Regions from separate parts of the Mus musculus genome. Here all the other regions are linked to region 1. The links are chromatin loops, found by intact Hi-C in ENCODE. Cell type or tissue: gastrocnemius. All regions are shown on one strand.

Region 1 (5,000 bases):
TTTTTGGCAATAGGGCATCAGTCTCTAGAAATTGCTTTCTGCTGTCTGAGGAGACGATCTCTTTTGAGAACTGTCTTAGTCAGGGTTTCTATTCCTGCACAAACATCATGACCAAGAAGCAGTTGGGGAGGAAAGGGTTTATTCAGCTTACACTTCCACATTGCTGTCCATCACCAAAGGAAGTCAGGACTGGAACTCAAGCAGGTCAGGAAGCAGGAGCTGATACAGAGGCCATGGAGGGATGTTACTTACTGGCTTGCTTCCCCTGGTTTGCTCAGCCTGCTCTCTTATAGAACCCAAGAGTACCAGCCCAGGAATGGCACTGTCTATAATGGGCCCTACAACTTGATCACCAACTGAGAAAATGCCCCACAGCTGGATCTCATGGAAGCACTTCCCCAACTGAAGCTCCTTTCTCTGTGATAGCTCCAGCCTGTGTCAAGTTGATACACAACAGCCAGTAGAAGAACCTAAGAAAATTAGGATATTGGCCAAGTCCTAAAAAGCTGTGACATTTTTTTCCCAATCTCTGTGTGATGGGAAAGCACAGCAACTGAAACCCTGGCTGCAACAGTCTCTGGGAGGCTGGACCAGTTGAGCTAGCATTTTTTTAAAAAGATATATATATATATATGAGTACACTGTAGATGTACAGATGGTTGTGAGCCATCGTGGGGTTGCTGGGAATTGAACTCAGGACCTCTGCTCGCTCTGGCCCTGCTCACTGCAGCACAAAGATTTATTTATTATGTTAGCACACTGTAGCTCTTTTCAGACTCACCAGAAGAGGGCATCAGATCTCATTATGGATGGTTGTGAGCACCATGTGTTTGCTGAGATTTGAACTCAGGACCTTCAGAAGAGCAGTCAGTGCTCTTAACTGCTGAGCCATCTCTCCAGCCCAAGCTAGCATTTTGAAGTTGTCCTGGGTGCAGATTTTGAGGAAACAGCTATTGGAGCAGTCGAAGTTGGATCACCTGAGCTATGTGTTTTGTGTTCTTTGTTTTCTGGTCTGTTTGTTTTGTAAACATGTAAACTTCAAAGGTAATATATGTTTCTGCATTAAAAATGTAAGGAATGTTCACTGTGTGCAATTCAGTTAAAGAAGATTCTCTGTTCTTTGTTTGAGCAGGAGGAAGGCATCAAAATTTGGACTGTATATCTAAACTGTAATATAAATTTTCATCCATGCCATTTGAAAGGATGGCATGATAAGTCTTGAGGACTCTGTAGGCAGCAAGACTTATTGGCTGTGCATAGCTGAAATCCTAGCTGGAGACATTTTCTTGTCTCAGCCAGTCTCAAAGCTGTTCCCATGTCGAGGAATATACAGCATATACTTTACATGTTTTGTTCTTCCTGTTTTCTTCCTTCGTGTCTGTAGCCTAAGTCTTCAGGAGGTCTCTCCTGGTCAAATATAATCTTTATTATTTTTGATGGAATCTATAGATTTTCTTCTTCTGTTGAAACAAAGACAAATTTCTTCCCCAAAATAACACAATTCCTTCATTCCATACTGAGGTTATCACATATGTAGGCTGATCTAATTCTGCAGTTCTTTCTAAAATCCAGCACATTTCAGCAGCTGTGTTATCTGTCTCATTGTCATTAATAAAATTAAAGATACATAAATCATATTTAATGTTATCTCCAGGAGATCCCTCAGCCCCATTCTGTTCTATGAGCATTTTCTTTAAAGTCCAGTAAAATCTTTTTACAATTGTTTGACCTGTAGAATTGTGAGACATGCCAGTAACATATTTTATGCCATTGTGTCTAAAACATTGTTGTATTCTTCTGGATACATATGCTGGAGCATCATCAGCTTCAGTCTGCAAAGGCATCTCTAAGATCACCTCCATCTCTAATAAATGTGCAATCTAAGAATCATTCCTTTCAGAACTGAAGGCAAAAACATATTGACATCTTGAGTAAGTTTCAATTGTATAATGTACTAATGTATGCACATATCTTTTTTTTTTTTTTTTTTTTTGGTTTTTTGAGACAGGGTTTCTCTGTGTAGCTCTGGCTGTCCTGGAACTCACTTTGTAGACCAGGCTGGCCTCGAACTCAGAAATCTGCCTGCCTCTGCCTCCCAAGTGCTGGGATTAAAGGCGTGCACCACCACGCCCGGCATATGCACATATCTTAATTCACCAAACTCTACATAATAGAACACATAATCTACTGTATGCCATTGATATTAGGTAGCATTGTTAAATAGAATTTGTATTCTTAATTCAGCATAAGTCTCTATCTAGAAATTTAATAGACTGCCATTCTGCAATCTGGTCACAAGGTGGCGGCATAGGACTTAGAATGGAATCATCTGACGCTCCTTTACTCTGAATTAGAGTTTTCTAGCTCTTCTAGTGCCTCCACTCTAGCATGTAATTTCCTAGTCTTTCCATTCTCTAAATCGGTTTTCTTTTATTTCTCTTAAAAAAAGATATATGAAATTATGTGAAACAAAATTGTGTGGAATCCGGATGCATTGTGTTGTGTTTTCCTTCTTTTTTTTTTTTTTTAATTACAGAAAAACAAATATTTTTAAACCTTTCTCTTTTTCCTTGGAAGACCTTATTTTTTTATTTACAAATTAAGTGTTTGTTTCTTCTTTAATGTTTTCAATTTTAGATATTATCAGTTCAAAAGTTTGGATCTTTTCAGTCCCACCTCAGCTCTGGGGAACATGTACCTTCGCCCTTCTGAGCATCTGCAGGCTTGTTCTTCCAGCACCTGTCTGTGGCGGCTGGCTCCGCCCCTACGGTTCTACTAGCAGGCTGCCCCTGCGGGGTTTGGGGCTGGAGCCTCGATTTGCTCTTCCGTGAGAACCCGAGCCTCACACCCATGGGCATCAGCTGGTGAGCCTAGGTGCCCGCCCCAGCTCCCGGTCGAACTTCTGCATGCTGGGGTTCACTCGGCACCAGCGCCAGGTAGCTCCAAAGCAGCTCTGGGAAGTTGCCCACGTGGCCATGCACTGAGGCTCTGGTTCCTCACACTTTACCTGCTGCTCCCAGGCCTCCATTTGCTCTCTTTAAAGGGATTTAGCCTCCCTGCCCTGCTAGGACACTCTGGGAAGTGCTTGTGCCCTGCCTTTCCACCACGGCTTTTTCTCAGGTTCTAAGCCTGGATTCTAACAGTCCTTAATGGACTCCATTTGTAACTGTGGGTTTTCCACACGCACCCCAGTTCCCGAATAGGACTCGGAGGCTATATTTTATTTACGAATAAATGCCTAGGCCATAAGGTTTGGCTTGTTCCCCAACTAGCTCGTAACTTACATTAATCCGTTTATACTATTCTATGTCTTCCACGTGGCTAATTACCACTCAGTTTCATACGACCAACTTCCTCAGAGTCTGGGTGGCAAATATTTCTCTCTTGACTCCGAGAGATCCTCTCTGTTGTTGCCCCACTTTCTAACCCTGCCCTTTCTTTATTGGCCACCTGCTTTTTATTGATTGACAGCTGATGCTTCCACACAGTACACAAGAGATTATCCCTACACTGAAGATTTTATTAGGTATTTTCCGGTGGACTTGGGTGTAAATTAAGACAGAGTTATGGCCCGGCATGGGGGTGCACGCCTTTAATCCCAGCACTTGGGAGGCAAAGGCAGGCTGATTTCTGAGTTCGAGGCCAGCCTGGTTTACAAAGTGAGTTCCAGGACAGCAAGAGCTACACAGAGAGAAACCCTGTCTCGAAAAACCAAAAACCAAAAACAAACAAACAAAAAAAGACAGAGTTATGACTCATCAGTGCGTGTCTACAGGCTTCTGCCTTCTCTGAAACCAGGAGCAGCTGTCTTAGTCCCGGCCATAGGTGTCCTCTTAGGGGCTCGAGTTATATCTCAAAACCCAGGAAGCCTCTCATTCCCTCTTGATAAAAGATCATTAGTTGGCTTTGGTGAAGCCTTGGATGGGGCCATGATCTGAAAAGCTGAAAGCAGGAACCCACTTGAGCTGCATGGCCTCCCTGTCACTGGTCTACCATTATCCATTATCCATTTCCAGTCAGTGCTGGGAGGCTACGGAGACACCAACAAAGAAGAATCATTGCGGTCCAGCGGTTCACGGGCTGATCTCACCACTTCTTATCATTTTTTTTTTTAATCAAAAGAGCAACAGTGAGTACAGGGGTGGAAGTACTGCCCTCTCTCGAGCAGCTGCATCCACAGGTGTGGATGGGAGCCAGGAGCCCCACCCAAGGAGGACACACTTCTCCTAAGCCCACTGACTGTACTGGGTTAGATCTCAATGCCTAGCCAAGCTGAGGCCCGTTGAGGCCATTGTTGAAGCTGGGTCTCCAGTTTTGATAGATTCCAAACCAGTGCTGTGGCCTTTGTATTTCCACCACCCACATCTGGCTGCTTGTTTCTACCCCCAGCATACTTTCTTACAGGGAAAGGAGGCAATTTATTTTTCTCAACTTACTTTAATGAGGGTTCAACCTCCCTCTAGCTCACCACCCACCCACCAGAGGTAGTGGGAAAGAAAGGTTATTAGGAAACAGGGGAAGTGGACCTGTTTAGAAATAGTTCTTTGTGCTGATTCCAAACTTTGTTGTTCTCAGCCCAGGGCACTAGCAAACACCACACACAAATCAACAGCTGCAGTCCAGACCATTTGGCAGACAGCGCATACGAATCAGCAAAGGCAGTTCAATTCAGAAAAACCGTGAGGCTTCCCAACTGGCCTGAGTCTACAGAATCAGCAAGAAGCCACAGGAACCTCACAAGATGTCCTTAAACACTTTAACCTCCCTTGTAGCCCACCACCCACCAGAGGTAGTGGGAAAGAAAGGATATGTGGGAAGTGGACCTATTTAGAAATGGTTCTTTGGAGCAAATCCCATCTTGTTGTCTGGAAATCATCAGCTCGATCCACTTACAATCACTTCATGGATACACCAGCAGTCCAGTTCAGTAGAGTTGGGATAGCAAACAGGAATCAGTAGTGGTGGCACTACCTAGCAAAGACAGCCAGACCTCAGTCTGG
Region 2 (5,000 bases), 92 kb after region 1:
GGGTGCACGCCGAATCGGGAGTTGAGTGGGGGTTTCCCCACTAGGTTCTTTCAGCTGGCTCAAACTCCACACTAACTGATCTGATCTGATTTCTTTCTTGGCCTCTGACTGAATTGCTCTGGTTAGCTTCATATTAATTTTTGCAATCTATTCTGGCTTCTCTTTCTCTGGCTTGCTCTGGCTTCACCTGTGTCTAGCTTGTTCTCTCTCTGTACAACTCTCCCTTAAAACTGCCTTCTCTCTGCACTGATTGCTCTTAAGTGGCCTCTTTTTTCTCTGTTCTCCTGAGAGTTGGGCAGATCCTATTCTGTCAAATCAATCTCTCTCCTTCCTTCCTTCCTTCCTTCCTTCCTTCCTTCCTTCCTTCCTTCCTTCCTTCCTTCCTTTCTTTCTTTCTTTCTTTCTAAAAATATTTTTTATGTATATGAGTATACTGTTGCTGTTTTCAGACACACCAGAAGAGGGCATCGTGGTTGTGAGCCACCATGTGGTTGCTGGGAATTGAACTCAGGACTTCTGAAAGAGCAGTCAGTGCTTTTAACTGCTGAGCTAGCTCTCCAGGCCCTGTCAAATCTTTTCTGATTCATCACTCTGTCTGCCACTCGAATAGACATCACTTTTTTTTTTTTTTTTTTTTTTTTTTTGGTTTTTCGAGACAGGGTTTCTCTGCGTAGTCCTGGCTGTCTGCTCTGTAGACCAGGCTGGCCTCGAACTCAGAAATCTGCCTGCCTCTGCCTCCTCAATGCTGGGATTAAACGTGTGCGTCACTACCTCCCAGTTTATGAAGAAATTTTAAGGCTCAGGGAAACTGCAATGCTAGAGTGGGTACACTGTGTAAAACCTAATCTTCCACAATGGGAAAGCCCAGAAGACACACCCTTCATGAATCCTTTGAGATGAAAAATGGGGAGCCTTGTGCCAGACCTTAAGGATTCAAGACTCTGCTCCTCAGTTTCCAATTGGTTCTTGATCTGTCAGTAAAGAAAGCTATGGGCTAATTGCTGGGTAGAAGGGACAGGTAGAACTTCTGGGTCCCTAGAGGCAGGCAGGGAGATGCGAGGAGGGAGAACAGGGTTCTGTATGCTTTAGAGACAGGAGAATCAGGCAATCATGTGAGGTCTCAGGAGGAACTGGGGCCTGTGGCCACTACCACAGGTGGCTGGTCAGGGATGGGAGTAGCCACTGAAGTTTAGGGCAGGTGAAAGGTACAGAGTTAATAGTCTTGATAAGGGCATTCTTTTCCAGGCAGGAGATAGTGGTACCTAGCAATTGTGTCCTATGGCAAGTTGAAAATGAACAACTGTGTGTGTGTGTGTGTGTGTGTGTGTGTGTGTGTGTGTGTGTGTGTGTGTGTGTGTTTTATCCAAGGATTCAAGGGAAGCTGGGAGGGAGGGGACTGGTGGTGAGGTCATTTCCTAGAGCAAAGGCAGGTAGCATAAAACTACATGCACACAGTTGGGTGAATTAAATGAAAGGGTTTAGTTGGTCCCCAGGTAGCAGGGGCCAGGGCAGCTCTGAATGGCCAGAGGCAAGGTGACCATAGTATTGTAATAGACAGCACAGGCAAAGTGAATTCTATAGTGGCATGATTCATTTGGATCGCTGGTACTGGCTAATTAGTCATGGTGTTCCAGGCATGAAGTAGGTAAGAGGCTTACTAAAGTTTTGTTCTATCTATATAAGCAGAAAGATTCTCAGACAAATAAGAAAAGGTCTTCTGGCGGTAGACAGCCATTGTTGGATTATCTGGAACTTTTAGGGTCTGGGAACCACCACACAAACTGCTCCGACACCCATCTCAGTTAAATGGGGCTGATTTATTGACCCAAGACTGACTGATCAGGGCCATAGCACAGATTCACAAGCCAAAACTACTGTTTTGGGGGATCAGTTTATACTGAAAAAAGCATACTGAGCCCATAAAGCCTGTGTGGAGAGGGCTGTAGTGTGGTTAGCCAGTCACCAAGTTTTTGTTTTGTTTTGTTTTGTTTTGTTTTAGTAGTTTAGACATAATAATTCAAGCTGCCTGGGCTAAAGCTATGGTTGGGGAATTTCCAAAAACAAGAAGCGTAAGCCTCACTATATGGTCAACTTGACCTTGCTCTGAGCCGAACTATTTTTCTATGTCTCCAGTCAAGCTAGGTTTTGTTTGTTTGTTTCTGTTTCTTTAGCAATATGAAATATGTGGCAGGCATGAAACAAGGGCTACAGCCACACTATGGGTGATTTTAAGCTAGGGAGCAGGCTTCAACTTGGGGACCAGAGCCTGTGAGCCTCCCCGCTCTCTCTGATCTTTTTCTCTCTACCCCTTTCCTCTGGAGAACCCTGACTAATAGAAACCCCAGCTCAGACTTGCTGCAGGAGACCAAGGAGCAGCAGAGGCATTCTGGTCTCAGGCTGCTCTCTCCTTAGAGAGACAATCAGATCTGAGAGCCAGCTGCCACCCTCTCCCTTCCACCGTCTGTTGCAGACTTTTTTTTTTTTCTTTCCATTTTTTATTAGGTATTTAGCTCATTTACATTTCCAATGCTATACCAAAAGTCCCCCATACCCACCCACCCCCACTCCCCTACCCGCCCACTCCCCCTTTTTGGCCCTGGCGTTTCCCTGTTCTTGTTGCAGACTTTTTTGATGATTCCAGCAGATAGGATGGGGGGGGACTGGTGTGATTAGCAACACTGTGTCCACCTCAACTTGTAGGGTGGCCCCTGACTGTGGGGAAGCAGAGCAGGGAAGCCAGGCACCCAATGATACTAGCAACTTAGAAGCAAGCTCTTTCTTTTTAAATTACTTTATTTTTCCAGGTCAAAGACACCAGAAATATGTGACCCCCCCCAATAACTGCAAAAGCAATAAAGCAGAACTCCCTCCCCACTCCCCAGTCCTAAAGTTCTGCGGAGGAAGACCCAATCTGGAGCCCCCTAGTGGTTTCCACATCCTCAGGGCTGCCAGGACCTCTCCAGAGTCACTATGACCCATAGTGACTTCAAACAACTGTGACCTGGGAAAAAGGGAAGGTTCAAAGGTTAACTGCCACCCTGCCCCCGCCACCTCAAGCCATGCCTCCTCCCTGAGCTGGGCCACTCTGGGCCCAAGTATATCCCACATGCATAGCCTCTTCACCCCATCCCCAACCCCCCTGCCCCCGTGGGTCTGGGGTCCTCACAAGTTCCCCTGGACTGGGTCCCTCACCTGCCAACTAATGAGTCCTCAAAAGAGCAGGAACAGTGACACTTTGAGCACCAGTAGGCTGGAGACCACCATGGAGCTGCCAGAGTTCACCTGCACTGTGCTAGAAGTCTCCTTTTGGATCCTGGGTAGAGAGAGTGGCAGAGGTCACCTGAGTCTAGCTGATCTGCTTCCTTTTTATATGTTCCTGGACTGGGATGAAACTGGGGGATTCTAGACATGAACTCCACCCCTGAGCCATGCCCCTAGCCCCTCTCTGAGGATTCTATGCAGGAGTCCTACCAGGTCCTTAGCCCTACTATTAGTCTTTGAAATTCATGTTTTCTTTGCTTCAATTTTTATTCTTTTTAAATTTTATTTTACTTTGTGTGCGATGTGTGGCATGTGGATGGAGTCAGAGGTATGCACGTCGGTTCTGGGGATCAAACTCTAGCTGTTGGCTTGCTCTGCGAGTGCTCTAGGCACTGAGTCGCCTCTTCTGCCTGCTCTGATTTGTATTCTTTCTGTTGCTGCTGCTGTTGTTTTTCTAGACAGGGTCTCTCTGTCTGTCTGACAGCTCTGGCCGTCCTGGAACTCGCTTTGTAGACCAAGAAGGCCTCAAACTCATAGAGATCCCCCTGCCTCTGCCTCCCAAGTGCTGGGATTAAATGCGTTTGTGCACTACCACCGCCCGGCCCTCTGAAACTCTTCACTCAGACACATGATGGGCTTTCTTTGTGTGTGTGTGTGTGTGTGTGTAGGGGTGTTGTGTGTACAAGCTGTTATGTGTTCATTTGTGTAGGTGCATGTGTAGGCCAGAGATGTTCAGCGTTGCTCCCTGAACATGAAGCTCACTGTTTGGGCTAACCAGGCTAGGCAGTGAGCTCCAGGATATTTCTGTCTGTCCTCCAGAATGGAGCTCCAATCATATAATTCCAGCCAATCTGTAAGTGGGTGCTGGGTATTCAGCCTCAGGTCCTCAACACCCCACGGTGGTGGTGTAGGCTTTCCTGATTAGGCCTTCTTCACAGCTCACACCTGAGCTGTAGACTGTGTGAGCCAAGTGGAGCCCAGCTTTTGAAGGAAGTGCAGTCTGGAGGGGAGTGGGTGGCGGTGGGCAGGGAGAGCTGTCTCTAACCTCAGATTCTCCAGCTCCTGGTTCAGCTTCGTGACTTCATCTGCGATGACACAAGCAGAGGGCTGGTCGGTATACTGCTGCTAAGTGAGCAGCCAGAAGGGGGAGAGGGCGGGGACAGCCAGAGCACCCCAAGGGAACACCTGGGATGCATCTAACCACCAAGGCCACACAGCAGCCAGTGTGGTCAGGCAGAGGGGGTGGGGGTGGGGTAATAAGGAGAAAGGAATCAAAGGAAGGCCAGCCTAAGGCCTTCTGCAGGGCTGTAGAAGCACCAGTTTAGAGAACACTTGGGAAACCCAGCAGATCTGTGGCCTCCACCCTCCTGACAACGTTCTTCCTACCCACCCTCTGCTCTCTGCTGACATAAACCCCTACTTCCACTCCCCAAGCTTTATTCCTTCATCCCTGGCACTCTGTCTGTCTCTGGGAAGAAACCAAACTTCCAAGCAGTGGGCTCATGACCCTGCCACCCCTTCATGTGGGTCAGCACCTCTCCCCAAGTCCCAACCTGGAGGCCTAAGCTATTCCCTCCCAGCTCCACTGGACCTCCCCCTCCCCCTGCCCCCCTCTCACTCTCAAGCTCCTTGATGCGGGCCTGCTGCTCCAGGGCTTGAGACACCTTCTTCTCCAGGGACTCCTGAAGGGTCACCTGATCAGAAAAGCGGCACAAACATGGGTTGGCTGTTGTCCTGGC
Region 3 (5,000 bases), 80 kb after region 1:
CTGAGTTACAATTCTTATCCTCAGGGATATATATATATATATATATATATATATATATATATATATATATATATATATATATATATATATATATATAGTATCTGTGTGTGGTTATGAGCAAGTCAGTGCAGTAGCAACAGAGGCCACATGGGGGAGTCATAGTCCCTGAAGCTGGAGTTACAGACGCTTGCAAGCCACTGGTTGTGGGTGCTGGGACCCAACCTTGGGTCCTCCATAAGAACAGCCAGAGCTCTTTAACTCTGTGCCATCTCTCCAAACCTCCAGAGGGTGCATCTGTACAGTGGAGCCAACATAATGTGTTTACACAGTTTGGGCTTTGTTTTACTTTTGTTAACAGTTTCACCAGACAGCCCAGGTGGGACTGGGTCTCAGCCTTCTTGTCTCCCAGCCCTGAGATGACAAGATCCTCTTCATTTTGTGTTTGTGGGTGTATAAAAGAAAGGTTTTGTTTTGTTTTGTATTTTGGCCAGGCCTGGTGGCACAAGCCTTTAACCCCAGAACTCTGGAGGCAGAAGCAGATGGTTATCTGTGAGTTTGAGACCAGCCTGGTCTACAGAGTGAATTCCAGGACAGCCAGGGCTTTATAGAGAGAAATCCTGTGTCAAACAAACAAACAAACAAACAAACAAACGTTTAAAATGTTTTTATTTGTATATACTCATTTCTTGCATGTATATGCACACTTCTGTATGTGGTACCAAAGTAGCTCAGAGGAGGATGCTGGATCCCCTGGGACCAGAGTTTCCCATGTTTGTGATGTGGTTGTGAAAGCAACCCCGGGTGTCTGCAAGAACAACAGGTTTTCTTAGTCGCTAAGCTGCTTCTCCAGCTCCCTTCCCCCAAGCCTCAGTCCTCATGGGTCAGAGACTGGAGGTGTTTGTGGTACTGGTCCTGCCTGCTATGTGCTGTCTCAGAAACAAATGAAGAGTAAATCTTGATGGAAAATATCCAGAAATTCTGGATAAGTCACATTAAATGTGCATAAACGGGGAAACTGAGCCAAGTTTGGTAAAGTGCTCCTAAAGTCAGCAGAGGGAGGGAGGTGTTTGTCAGGCCAACACGAGCTACATAGGAAGATGTCTCAGAAAAACCCTGTTAAATATGAGTTGTAAGGCTCACAAACTGTGAAATAAAGCAAACACGAGATTGTTGAGGAGGACATGGTGCTGTGTACCTTCAAGGGCAGCCAAGGCTAAGCTAGTGTGATATCAGAGGGAGACTAGTTGAAAGGGAAAGAGAGAGAAAGGAGGAGAGTAGACGGGAGGGTGAGGTATTGTTTGACTTGTCAATGATTCTTTTGAGTCCCAGAGAGAGCCCTTTCCCCGATGTGTGACCCAGCCAGGTCCCCTTCCTACACTGTTTTTTCTTGTCCCGTGGCCATCTCCTCCAGGCATCTTCATGTAGCCCCTGATCCTCAAGGCTTCTTAGAATTTGCAAGCCTCATTTTCGTGTGCCTCTGTTCTCTGTTGAAATCCCACCTGGAGTTCTGCGTGCTCCAACTGGGTGAGCCCAGCATCAACTATGAGATAAATGTTGTGTCTTGATTACCAGGGACATCAGGGCCTGAGTAAATGAGCCTCAGTTTCCCTATGTGATGATCTAGCACTGGGTGCTCCCGTGGAGAGGTTGGTTGTATCTGTGTGCTGCCACCTAGGCAAGTCTTGGGTGTTAAGTTGATCGTGGATGTTGTGAGCCACGCCTCTAAAACACTCTGACCATCCTGGCCCGAGGCTCCCATGGGGATCCTATTGGGGATCTCGAGGTGGCCTCCTGCATCCCTTAGTGGATCCAGACTTTGGGCGGTGGCTGATGCTAGGCTTGGTCCTAGATCCAGAGCGGGGTCGGAGGCGCGACTCTTTCCGCAGGGTGCCAAGCTCAGCTTCCAGAGCATAACTACAGAAAGGAGGTACTATGAGCTCCTGACATCCCGTCACTGTGTCCATCTGGGAAATTACACCTTCAGGGCTCCCCATGTCCTTCCAAACATCCTAGAGACCCCTCCCCAGGGACTCCGGTCCCTCCCCTGGAAGATCCTCGCCAAAGCACTGACGTTCTCCTTCCATACTCCTTTTCCTTGCAAACTTGTATTTTCTCCCCGCTCCTCCCTTCCTGGAGCCCCACATCTATTCCCCAAATGACACCCTAGAGACCCTCACTCCAGACGACCTATGCCCTCACCATCCCAATCTACTTTCAACTTCATCTCCAAGACCCGCCCACGTGGCCATCCTTCCCTCCCCATACAGAGGGCCATACTTAAGCCACGCTCCTAAACACAGATTGGCCTAAAGAACTACATTCTACATAGTCACTGGCCAGCGGCCCTGTACGTCTCACCCCTTAACTCACATGTGCTCCCTCAGCGCCACCTCGCGGCTAACACAAGCCTCGCCGGCTGCCTCTGCTGCGCCTGCGCGTTGCAGTGCCTCTTCCAGCTGTTGCTTGGACTCAGTGGCTGTCGCCTCCCAGCGCACCAAGGCTTCTGCAGGGGACAGGTTGACTGAGTCTGCGGACCATGTGCATGCTTAACTTAAAATATACATGACTTTATATCTTCATCATCGCCGTCGTTGGCATCACCATCGTTTTAGAATTATTATTAATTTTTGGAGACAAAGTCTCATGTAGCCCAGGCTGACCTCAACTCACAGATATCTTCCTGGTTCAGCCTCCTGGATCCTGGTGTGACAGGTGCACACCACCAAGCCTGGTTTATGCATGCTGATCTGAACCTAGGGCTGCATGCATGCTAGGCAAACTCTATGTGCTGAACCATAGCTTCAGCCTGGTTTGTATTATTTTCAAGTCTTTTGCAGGCCTATTTCTATTTTCTTGCCCTTGCAAGTTGTACTTGAGTTCTTTTAAATGTCTTTTTCAGATGTTTTGCACTGTGCTTGCAGGCCCATGCACTAAGCGAATCATTTGCAATCTCTCCCACCCTCAGACCCATCCCCTGACACCCCAGTCCACCTGTCAGCATTCCATTCTCCAGCCCCATCTGCGTGCCTCTGACTTTGGCCTGGTCCATCTCAATCTTCAGGGCCTTTAGTTGGGTCTGAAGCCGACTCTGCAGACAAGGAAGAGGGGAGGAAGAAGGGGGCAGAGAGGGAGCTCACAGAGTTCTGCCCTGACTCTGAAAGCAGGCAATGCTTAGGTCTGTGTACTCCACCTAAGACTTGCCACCAGCTCAGGCAGATCTGATTGTGACAATGTCTGGTATCCCGAGGCTCACATTGGTCCCTCTTTTAAAAGAGACCTGGCTTCCTTAAAGCATCTTCCAGCTAGCAGGGCAGTCAGCATGCCCACCCTGGTAGGCAGTTATGACCTCTGCTGCCTCATGCCTTTCTCCCAGGCAGGCTGAGAGCAGATGGAGGCCATCTGTATTGTTCCTGTATTGGTTTAGAGCCCTGATGTTTTGTACCCCAAGCTGTACTCAGAGGTGTGGTTCTTCTGCCTCAACTTGCCCTGACATTTTGAGATTTAAAATACAGAGGTCATCCGGACATGACAGGATACTCCAGTCATCCCAGCACTTGGGAGGTGGAGGCAGAAGGATCAGGAGTTCCAGCCAGGCATGGCCTCAGCCTGAGTTCTAGGACATACTGGGCACCTTAGTCAGGTTCCATCAAAATTGAAGTAAAAAAGTAAAAACCGGGCTAGGGGCGTGGCTCGGGAGTGGAGCCCCTCCCTGGAATTTCCCAGTGAGGGGCTGGAGGCGTAGCTTTAGGATACAACATTCCTTAAGTCTTGTGTTTCCCTCACAGAACAGCGGCCACCAAAGAAATTAGATGTATAGGGGCTGGTGAGCTGGCTCAGTGGTTTAGAGCACCGACTGCTCTTCCAAAGGTCCCGAGTTCAAATCCCAGCAACCACATGGTGGCTCACAACCATCTGTAACAAAATCTGATTCTCTCTTCTGGAGTGTCTGAAGACACACTACAGTGTACTTACATATAATAAATAAATATTAATTAAAAAAAAGAAATTAGATGTATAAACTGTGACACAGAAAAGCACATAGCCATCGGGAGCCGCAGAACCCAGCGTTACTCTCGAGACAGCCAGTTCTCCCGTCTCGCAGTCATGGAGAGAGCCAGTCTGATCCAGAAGGCCAAGTTGGCTGAACAGGCCAAACGGTATGAAGACATGGCAGCTTTCATGAAGAGCACCGTGAAAAAAGGGCGAGGAGCTCTCCTGCGAGGAGCGAAACCTGCTTTCCATAGCCTACAAGAACGTGGTGGCCGGCCAGAGAGCGGCCTGGAGGGTCCTGTCCAGCTTCGAGCAGAAGAGCAATGAGGAGGGGTCAGAAGAGAAGGGCCCCGAGGTGAAAGAGTACCGGGAGAAGGTAGAGACCGAGCTCAGAGGTGTGTACGACACAGTGCTCGGCCTGCTGGACTCGCACCTCATCAAAGGGACTGGAGATGCAGAGAGCCGCGTCTTCTACCTGAAGATGAAGGGTGACTACTACCGCTACCTAGCCGAGGTGGCCACTGGCGATGACAAGAAGCGCATCATCGATTCTGCCCGGTCAGCCTACCAGGAGGCCATGGACATCAGCAAGAAGGAGATGCCGCCCACCAACCCCATCCGCCTGGGCCTCGCCCTGAACTTTTCAGTCTTTCACTACGAGATAGCCAACAGCCCCGAGGAGGCCATCTCGCTGGCCAAGACCACCTTCGACGAGGCCATGGCCGACCTGCACACCCTAAGTGAGGACTCCTACAAGGACAGCACCCTGATCATGCAGCTCCTGAGAGACAACCTGACGCTGTGGACAGCCGACAGTGCTGGGGAAGAGGGTGGTGAGGCTCCGGAGGAGCCCCAGAGCTGAAGCAGCCCACAACCGACCCGGCTCGCCTTGCCCTCCAGTCCCCAGCCTACAGAGAGGACTAAAACGGAGTGGGACTCTGCCCTTCCCAAACCCTGAATGTTCAGCCACACCTTGGAAGACTCCTTCGAAGGGGGCGCAGCTAAGCTGA

The links. Hi-C counts contacts between places; a loop is a spot of excess contacts. Peaks named below come from ENCODE experiments on the same cell type or tissue, not always from the same donor. Only the 100,000 strongest peaks of a DNase experiment are listed, where the experiment ranks them.
Region 2: it touches region 1 in a loop (2.8-fold over the local background); 24 of 42 quality-filtered maps call a loop at or near these places.
Region 3: a loop joins it to region 1, with 6 times the contacts of the local background. A loop is called at or near these places in 26 of 42 quality-filtered maps.

What each region holds. Positions count from the first base shown.
Region 1 is chr8:71,439,294-71,444,293 of GRCm38, forward strand. No RefSeq gene overlaps it. Among named protein-coding and RNA genes, the nearest start is that of Abhd8, 22 kb to the right of the region's middle. In gastrocnemius, no CTCF peak of the experiment used is centred here; a DNase peak (open chromatin) is centred at 2,301.
Region 2 is chr8:71,531,480-71,536,479 of GRCm38, forward strand. It overlaps Bst2 (bone marrow stromal cell antigen 2), which reads right to left. Exons shown (of 5, transcript NM_198095.3): 2 at 4,880-4,955; 3 at 4,307-4,346; 4 at 3,193-3,313; 5 at 2,776-3,001. The coding sequence ends at 3,211. Among named protein-coding and RNA genes, the nearest start is that of Bst2, 3.5 kb to the right of the region's middle. In gastrocnemius, a CTCF peak has its summit at 2,920 (motif pointing left); no DNase peak of the experiment used is centred here; H3K4me3 peaks cover 461 bases.
Region 3 is chr8:71,519,469-71,524,468 of GRCm38, forward strand. It overlaps Ccdc194 (coiled-coil domain containing 194), which reads right to left. Exons shown (of 4, transcript NM_001370849.1): 2 at 2,992-3,088; 3 at 2,371-2,503; 4 at 650-1,914. The coding sequence ends at 1,767. It also overlaps the pseudogene Gm7850. Among named protein-coding and RNA genes, the nearest start is that of Ccdc194, 3.8 kb to the right of the region's middle. In gastrocnemius, a CTCF peak has its summit at 27; a DNase peak (open chromatin) is centred at 2,398; H3K4me3 peaks cover 310 bases.